Linked DNA regions of Homo sapiens: region 1 is linked to region 2. Evidence: read pairs that join two places in POLR2A ChIA-PET (ENCODE). Cell type or tissue: OCI-LY7. All regions are shown on one strand. Links, peaks and the distances in the headings refer to the core of each region. The heading gives the core; the rest is flanking DNA. Region 1 has its middle 21 kb from the start of GAL. Region 2 overlaps PPP6R3 (protein phosphatase 6 regulatory subunit 3).

What was found. ChIA-PET counts read pairs that join two places held together with the same protein. Peaks named below come from ENCODE experiments on the same cell type or tissue, not always from the same donor. Only the 100,000 strongest peaks of a DNase experiment are listed, where the experiment ranks them.
Region 1: POLR2A ChIA-PET joins it to region 2 with 5 read pairs; 2 of 35 experiments call an interaction of 5 or more read pairs at or near these places.

The regions. Positions count from the first base shown.
Region 1 is chr11:68,703,020-68,707,411 of GRCh38, forward strand. It overlaps a transcript of TESMIN not described here. Among named protein-coding and RNA genes, the nearest start is that of GAL, 21 kb to the left of the region's middle. RefSeq lists an enhancer at 3,700-4,392. In OCI-LY7, for the core only: no CTCF peak of the experiment used is centred there; no DNase peak of the experiment used is centred there.
Region 2 is chr11:68,466,225-68,470,616 of GRCh38, forward strand. The region is part of intron 1 of PPP6R3 (protein phosphatase 6 regulatory subunit 3); the gene reads left to right. Among named protein-coding and RNA genes, the nearest start is that of PPP6R3, 7.7 kb to the left of the region's middle. RefSeq lists an enhancer at 3,708-4,208. In OCI-LY7, for the core only: no CTCF peak of the experiment used is centred there; a DNase peak (open chromatin) is centred at 2,417; H3K4me3 peaks cover 585 bases; H3K27ac peaks cover 519 bases.

The DNA of each region.
Region 1 (4,392 bases), core at 179-4,178, 240 kb after region 2:
AAAATTGATGAGCTGGACTTTATTAAAAACTTCCGTTCTGCAAAATACACTGTCAGGAGAGTGAGGAGACAAGCCACAGACTGGGAGAAAATATTTGCAAAGGACGTATCTAATAAAGGACTGTTATCCAAAATATACAAAGAATTCTTAAAACCCAACAATAAGAAAAGAAACAACCCAATTAAACAATGAGCAAAAGACCTCAACTGACATCTCACCAAAGAAGATATGCAGTTGGCAAGTATGCATATGGACATATGCTCAACATCATATGTCACTGGGGAACTGCAAATTAAAATGGCAATGAGATACCAGTACACACCTATTAGAACCGGCAAAATCCCAAACACTGACAACGCTATGTGTTGGTGAGGAGGCGGAGCCACAGAAACTCTCATTCACTGCTGGTGGGAATACTCAATGAAACAGCTTCTTTGGAAGAAGATAGTGGTTTCATGCAAAACTAAATATATTCTTATTACATGATCCAGAATCATTGGGTAAATCCATTGATGTTTACCCAAAGGCATTAAAAACTTGCATCCACACAGAAACCTACATACAGATATTTACAGCAGCTTTATTCCGAGTTGCCCAAACTTGGAAGCAACTCAGATGTTCTTCAGGAGGGGAAGGGATGAACAGTGGTATATCCAGACAATGGAATATTATTCAGTGCTAAAAGGAGATGAGCTATCAAGCCATGAAAAGATATGAAGGACATAAATGCATATTACTAAGTGAAAGAAGCTAGTCTGAAGAGGCGACCTACTGTATGATCCCACTTAAGTGACATTCTGGGAAAGGTAAAACTGTGGAGAGAGTGAAAATATCAGTGATTGCCAGGAGTTGTGGGGAGGGAAGGATGAACAGGCAGAGCACAGGGGTGGTTTAGGGCAGTGAGACTGTTCTGTGTGCTGTAACCCTGGATATGTGCCATTGTACATTTGTCAAAACCCATAGCATGTGGAATAACGAGAGGGAATCCTAACGTCAGCATGGGCTTTGGGTTTGTGGTGTATCACTTTGGATGATGGTGTATCACTGTAGGTTCATCAGTTGTAACAAAAGGACGGCTCTGGTGAGGAATGTTGGTAGTGGGGAGGCTGCGGTGTTGGGGGGCATGGATTATATGGGAAATCTCTGCACTTTCTGCTCAGTTTTGCTGTGAACCTAAAACTACCCTAAAAAATACTCTAGTAAAAAAAATAAATAAATAGAGACCCAGCATGGTGGCTCACACCTGTAATCTCAGTGCTTCAGGAGGTCAAGGAGGGAAGATCATTTGAGGCTAGGAGTTTGAGGCCTGGGCAATATAGCAAGACCCTGTCTCTACAAAAAATAAAAATACAGAAACTTAGCTGAGTATGATGGTGTGAGCCTGTAGTTCTAGCTACCTGGGAGCATTGCTTGAAGCCAGGAGTTTGAGGCTGCAGTGAGCTATGATCGCACCACAGCACTACAGCATAGGCAACAGAGTGAGACTCTGCCTCTATTAAAATATATATATTTCTAGGGAATCATCATTAAAAAGGTTGTCACTGCAGACTCTGTCTTCATAATTCGGTAATAATGTTTCTATAGTCCATCTATTTCCAACAAACATATGAAATGGTTTACAGTAAAAGATGTATGTAATAGTACAAATAAAAAGCATGTTTAAAAAAGTAAAGCTTTATGGAAAAAAGAGAGGGACAGTTAATCCTAAACCTGGGCTAATGTGATTTCTGGTATTGAATAGATTTACTTTTGAATTTCCTGAAAGTCAAGGCAAAATTTAAAATATCAAACATTAAAGTTTTTATTAAAGTTTGTTGTTGAAAAACAAACCAGCTACCATTTTTAGGAGGCTCAAACTTTTTCCTGATAGTCATTTTTAAATATATGAAGAGAACATCCATGCAATGACAGTCTTCAATTCCAGTTTTATCGGTGGCTGGGGCCGGGCAGTGCTCCCTGTGGCTCTCCAGTCTCTGCCGGGGGCCGGGGGTTGGGAGCAGGATGGAGGCAGGGCTGGGGGAAGATGCCTCACGGTGATCCCTCCTGTCGTGCTTCCTCCCTCCTCTGAGGCTAAGGACTCCTGGGGAGAGAGTGCAGCACGGAGACCGCACAGCCGGCCCCATGCACAAAGCTGTGCCCGGTGCCTTCCTAAAGAGCGCGCCGCCTGCAGAACGGGAGGCCTCCTCCCTGCTTCGTCTTCTGCGCCCCCTCCTGCTCTCTGGATCCTCTGGCTGCTCTGATCATTTTATCTTGGATGAGGGTTCAACCTTTGAATTCCCTAAGACAGTATTTTAACTGACTCCTTACGATAACTTGTTTATTATGGTTTGAAACCGCGCCCACACTGAAAGGGGACCAGTGCTGGCAGAACTTCAGGTACTGGTGAGAGGTTTGTAAAGGGATAGGAGCATCCAAGCCGAGATGAAAAATACACCAAGCCTTCTGCTGACCTTCCGCCGCCAACAGCACCTTCTCTCCTAAGGATGCTCCCTGGCCGCCAGACTTTCTGTGCAGTGCGCAGCCTGTGTTCACTGACAGGAAAGAGCGATTTCAGCGCGTGTCATTCTAAACAATGATTTCTTCTCCGTGTCTATGAAAAAACAAGGTTTTTTTTTCTTTCGGATAAACAAAACAAAAACCCAAAACCAACAGATAATCTAACCTTAATCACAAAGGTGGTCCGAGTTATTTAGTAGGTACAGAGTAGAAAGATATGGTTAAGGCTGGGCGCGGTGGCTCACGCCTGTAATCCCAGCTCTTTGGGAGGCCCAGGGGGGCGGATCACCTGAGATCAGGAGTTCAAGACCAGCCTGGCCAACATGGTGAAACCCCACCTCTACTAAAAATACAAAAATTAGCCGGGCGTGGTGGTGCGCGCCTGTAATCTCAGCTACTCAGGAGGCTGAGGCAGGAGAATCACTTGAACCCAGAAGGCGGAGGTTGCAGTGAGCCGAGATCGCGCCATTGCACTTCAGCCTGGGCAACAGAGTGAGACTCCGTCTCAAAAAAAAAAAAAAAAAAAAAAAGATATGGTTAAATTTGCACAGCTACACTCTCAAATAAGAACATGATATGTTAATTTGTATATCGTTTTAAAATAGCACTGGCTCTCCGCCAAACACATAAGAGATGGGATTTTCTAGCTTTGTAGTCATCTTCTGTACTGTCTCTGGTCAGCATAGTGGCTTTATGCACGTCTGTATCTCGGCTTTCACTTCTCAGACGGGATTCCCTGCAAGTGGCACCTACTCAGTGAATTCTTCTCTGCCGGAAGACCCTGCAGGGCTCGTGCCTGCCCAGGTTGGCTCTTCCCTCACCTCCAGGCGTTAGCTCAGTACACCTGGCCACAGTCAGAGCATCCTTGGCCAGCGCAGGCTCCTGTGCAAAGTGGGGGGCCTGTATCCCCAGCCCCACACTGAGTTCCCTGCTCACACTTCCTCTGGGCTCCGCGGGTGGGCCACACCTGGTTCAGGATCTCCCTAGGCAGCCGTTGCCTCAGGAGAATGCTGGAGGACATTGTTCCCTTTTCCTCCCTCCACTCGGTGCCCCAGGGCTGTGCTGAGGCGCCCGAACCCTTAAGGTGTGGCTGGTGCCAACTGAGACCTGCTGTGAGTACAAGACACCCTGCATTTCAAATATTGGGTACACATAAAGGAATGTGAAATCTCAATCATTTTCATTCTGATTACACATTGAAACGATAGTATTTTGGATACATTGGGATAAATAAAAGATTATTAAAACTAATTTTACCTGCTCCTTTTCAAAGTTTTACATGTAGCTACTAGAAACTTTAACAGTACTCATGTGGCTGGCAGATCTTGCTGTTGGCAGTGTTGCCGAGAGGGACAGCAGGATGGAGGCAGCCCCCCCAGAGGCAGCTCCCAAAGTCCCCATTTCCAGGTCACCTTCCAGCTCCCAAGGGTGAAGGAGGCCAGGTGGCTCCCCCAGCAGTGCGCCTCCCTGTTCGCCGCGATGCTGACAGGACTGAAAGCACACACAGCAAGTGGGGTGTACGGCTGGCTGAGGGTTCCACGTCTCACAATGCATGTCTTTACCTCTGGTTTTCTGCCACAGACTCTGGATCCCAGGGGTCCAAAGGGAATTGCAAAGGGGAAGAATTCAGTCTTCCTTTTCTCCTCTGTGGCTTCCTGTGGCTGTGTTTGCAACTAGACTGTTCCAGACAGCTCCACAAAAGACAGCTTCCTCCCTGGTTGCTTGCTCACTTATGTGCCCAGTGCCTGGGCCCGGCAGCCACACTTCTGTCTCTGCTGCATTTGTACTTGAGTTTCCTGAACACCCTCTAAGTGGCCAACACTAGTAATGAATGCAGAAACATGAAAGAATATTCTCTCAATACATTTCAGGGTGGGTACTCATCAGATGAACACA
Region 2 (4,392 bases), core at 102-4,101:
CCCCTTTCCTACTTCTCACCCCCTTTAGTTTTATGAGGAGGGAGATAGTTGCTAGTTAGATCAATACTCAGTTTATTTCAGGTATTGAAAGATTACAGACTGACATTTGGATACCAGGTAGGTTGGCTACGTGGTAAAGAAGCAAGTAAAAGGGCATTTGACAGTATGTGGAAAGGTATCTTATCTCTATGCCTAGCTAGGACATTTTCTTTTTTTTTTTTTTTTTTTTGTTGAGACGGAGTCTCGCTCTGTCACCCAGGCTGGAGTGCAGTGGCGTGGTCTCGGCTCACTGCCAGCTCTGCCTCCCGGGTTCACGCCATTCTCCTGCCTCAGCCTCCCCAGTAGCTGGGACTACAGGGGCCGGCCACCATGCCCGGCTAATTTTTTGTATTTATTTATTTATTTTGAGACGGAGTCTCACACTGTCGCCCGGGCTGGAGTGCAGTGGCGCTATCTCGGCTCACTGCAAGCTCCGCCTCCCAGGTTCACACCATTCTCCTGCCTCAGCCTCCCGAGTAGCTGGGACTACAGGTGCCTGCCACCACGCCCGGCTAATTTTTTTTGTATTTTTATAGAGATGGGGTTTCTCCGTGTTAGCCAGGATGGTCTCCATCTCCTGACCTTGTGATCCGCCCGCCTTGGCCTCCCAAAGTGCTGGGATTACAGGCGTGAGCCACCGCGCCTGGCCATTTTTTGTATTTTTAGTAGAGACGGGGTTTCACCGTGTTAGCCAGGATGGTCTCGATCTCTTAGTGAGCCGCCCGCCTTGGCCTCCCAAAGTGCTGGGATTACAGGCGTGAGCCGCTGCACCCGGCCCTAGCTAGGACATTGTCATGTCACAGACTGGGCAAAGAGCTGGCTTTACCCTGAGTAGAGGCTATTTACTAATTGTCACTTACGGCTGGCTAGAGTTGACCTGTTTTAGATGCATTAGTGAAGACTATACAGTTGACTGAACTTATGCAATTAAAGTTCGATAGGTTCTGAACATCTTTTTACAGATATAAGGAGGCTCTGATTTTGTACTTCACAGTAACTCTGGGGAAAACCACGGGATTATTAGTTCCAGAATTTCTTACAGTGGAAATACATAGTGACTTGAAGTGATTTGAATTCCCCAGAGATTGACTACCGTGAAATCTGATGGCCCAAGAAAAGATGAATGAAAGATTGTTTTTAGGAACATTAGAGAGCAGGACTAAAACGGCTGCAGACTGATGTTGAGTCAGACAGACTTGGAGAAAGCTGTGTGGGACTGTTAGTTGGAGCCTTGGGTTTCCTATACCTACATGTAAATCTGAACAAAAATTCTGGTGGCAGAGACACACTTTGAGAAAAAAGAGCTTGCCTGAGAACACATGTCACACTGAGACCCTAATCAGGGCAGTTCACACTGCCTGCTCCATGGTTGGCTGGTCAGATTGGTTGGGCTTTGGTCCTCAGATGGGCGTAGCGGGAGGAACACTGACTAGTCTTGACAATTGACTGAGGCTTCCATTCGTGAGAATCATGGTTTTGGGCTGCAACAACACTTAGACGTCATTTATTTTCTATTTATTTATTTTTTTGAGATGGACTCTCAGTCTGTCGCCCAGGCTGGAGTGTAGTGGCGCGATCTCGGCTCACTGCAACCTCCGCCTTACAGGTTGAAGCGATTCTCCTGCCTCAGCCTCCCGAGTAGCTGGGACTACAGGCGTGTGCCATCACACCCAGCTAATTTTTTATTTTTAGTAGAGATGGAGTTTCACCATGTTGGCCAGGCTGGTCTCAAACTCCTGACCTCTAGTGATCCGCCCGTCTTGGCCTCCCAAAGTGTTGAAATTACAGGCATGAGCCACCACGCCCAGCGCATTTATTCTTACAGAAAAATGGAGGCCATGCAGAAGAATGGAACCAGAAGGAGCAGAGAAATCTCAGCCCCGGTGATTCCATAGGATTGTGATGTTCCAGACCACAGTTTTAAGTGCTATTTGTTTCAAGAGTGACATCACAGCTGGATTTTACTTAGAATTCAGAATAAGTGGTTAACGTCTGGAATTTTATTTTTGGTAGTAGTATGTGTCAGTTTTTTGTCACTGTATAGTAGTTGAGGAGTTCTTTTTTGTTGACATAGAGATACACAGGGTTTGTATTGCCTTTGGACAATGGACAGGTCTCATCTGTCTCTTTTGTCTGCAAGTGAGACCCTGCCCCTTCTGAGTAAACAACACTCTGTGAATGACTGTCCCTTTTCACTGTGGACTTCTTGTTATTACACCCTTAGATGGACTCAGCAGCTATGAGATCCTCCCATCATAGGTATGGTATTTTGTAACAAAAGTACAGAAACACCTCCAAGGTGCAGTGAATGATCTCAAGGAGAGAAATGGAGTATTATAGGATCATAGAGAGGCCTCGAGGTCTAACCAGCTGCTCTGCGGAAGTCAGGGTGATGGTGGTTTCAGTGTTGGGGAGGTTACAGAGTTAGTGTTGATATGCAAATTTTCTTCCTCCAAATTTGGAGTATGTTATATATGTTTTAATGTATATAACTGTGAATATGAATATAACATTAGAACATATATAACATAATTTCTGCTGGTGGAGTAGAGATCATAAATTTGAGGTTTGCAGTTTGCTTTCTAAAACATCTTTTAAGTTTATTCTTTTCTGGCACACAGGACGTTGTAGGGTAACTTTGCTGTGGAGTCTCACATTTTATATAGAATCATTTTTTCAACATAGTGTGGATAATCACATACGCCTTGAAGGATCAATATATGTTAACAGATGATTGGATCTTTTTGATTTTGCACTTAATTTCTTTACAAATTCTGCATTATAACCAGACAGCTCTATTGAGGGTTTGCAGATTTTTTCTGTAAAGGACCAGTTAGTAAATATTTTAGGCATTGGAGGCTAAATGGTCTCTGCAAGGACTCATCTCTGCTTTTGTAGTGTGAAAGCAGCCATAGCCAATCTGTAAACAAATGAAGGTGGCTGTCTTCCAATAGGACTTTACTTATAAAAGCAGACAGAGAGTTGGATTTGGCCTGTGGGTTGTAGTTTGTCAATGCCTGCTCTAATCTGTTTTGTCTTTGTTTATCTTTTTGAGATAGAGTCCCAGGCTAGAGTGCAGTGGTGTAATCTGGAGTGCAGTGGTGTAATCCCAGGCTAGAGTGCAGTGGTTTTTGTTTATTTTTTTGAGATAGAGTCCCAGGCTGGAGTGCAGTATAGCTCACTGCAGCCTTGACTGACCTCCCTGGCTGAAACGATTCTCTCACCTCAGCCTCCCGAGTAGCTGGGACTGTAGGCACATGCTACTACACCCAGGTAATTTTTTTTTTTTTTTTCTTGTAGAGACAAGATCTTCCGATGTTGCCCAGGCTGGTCTTGAACTCCTGGGCTCAAGCAGTCCTCCCACCTTGTTTTCCCAAAGTGCTGAGATAACAGGTGTGAACTACCATGCCTGGCCTCTAATCTGTTTTTTTATTTTAACTTGTAATTGGACTATGAATTCAAAGAGTATATATCAGCATGTGCCCAGATATTAAACATTAGAACTGACACTTGTGTACCCACTAACCAGCTTAGGAAATAGAAGGTTGCCATACCTTTGGCTCCCTGTGTCCTCGTCTCACCACTTCCCTCTTTCTGACCTCCCCAAGGCAAATACCTTGTATGTATCATTTTTCTGCTTTACTTTATGGTGTTGCAAAGTATAAATGTATCCTTATATAATGTGACTTCATTTTTGCATTCCTTTAGACAATGTAAATGGAGTCACTTTGTTCTTTTTTTGCCCCCACTCAACATTGTTTCTGTGATCCTTTTATTCAGATGTTTGAGTACTTACCATGTCTTAAACACTGTTCTACTGCTGGGCATGTTAACAGTAAGCAAAGCAGATGAAAAGTCCTTGTTTTCATGGAGCTTACATTTTGGTAGGGGAAAGACAGTTAACAGATAAATGAAAGATACAGTAGCCATATGGTAATACAAACAGGGAGAAAAGTAAACCAGGAGAGGTGGGGTGTGGGGGAGTGCTTGTCTGCAGATTGAAATACAGCAGTCAACAGAAGGAGTGGAGGGACCCAGCCACAAGGCTGTGGGTGGCAGTGGGGTAGGGGCAGCATTATAGGCGGAGGGTCAGCAGGACAAGGTGCTAAGAAGGAGGCATGTCTGCTGTGTTGGAGGGGCAGCGGAGGCCAGTGTGGCTGGAGTGAGGAGCCTGAGGGAGAGTGGGAGGAGGGTAGGCCAGATGGATGGGGGAGATGGGGGGAGGGCGTAGGTCACACTGGCCATTGTTAAGATTTTGTCTTTTTCTCTGAGTGAGATGGGTAAGTCATTTGGTGTTTTGAGCAGAGGTGTCACATGATGTGGTTTCTAAAGGTCCCACTGTCCTGTGCTGCT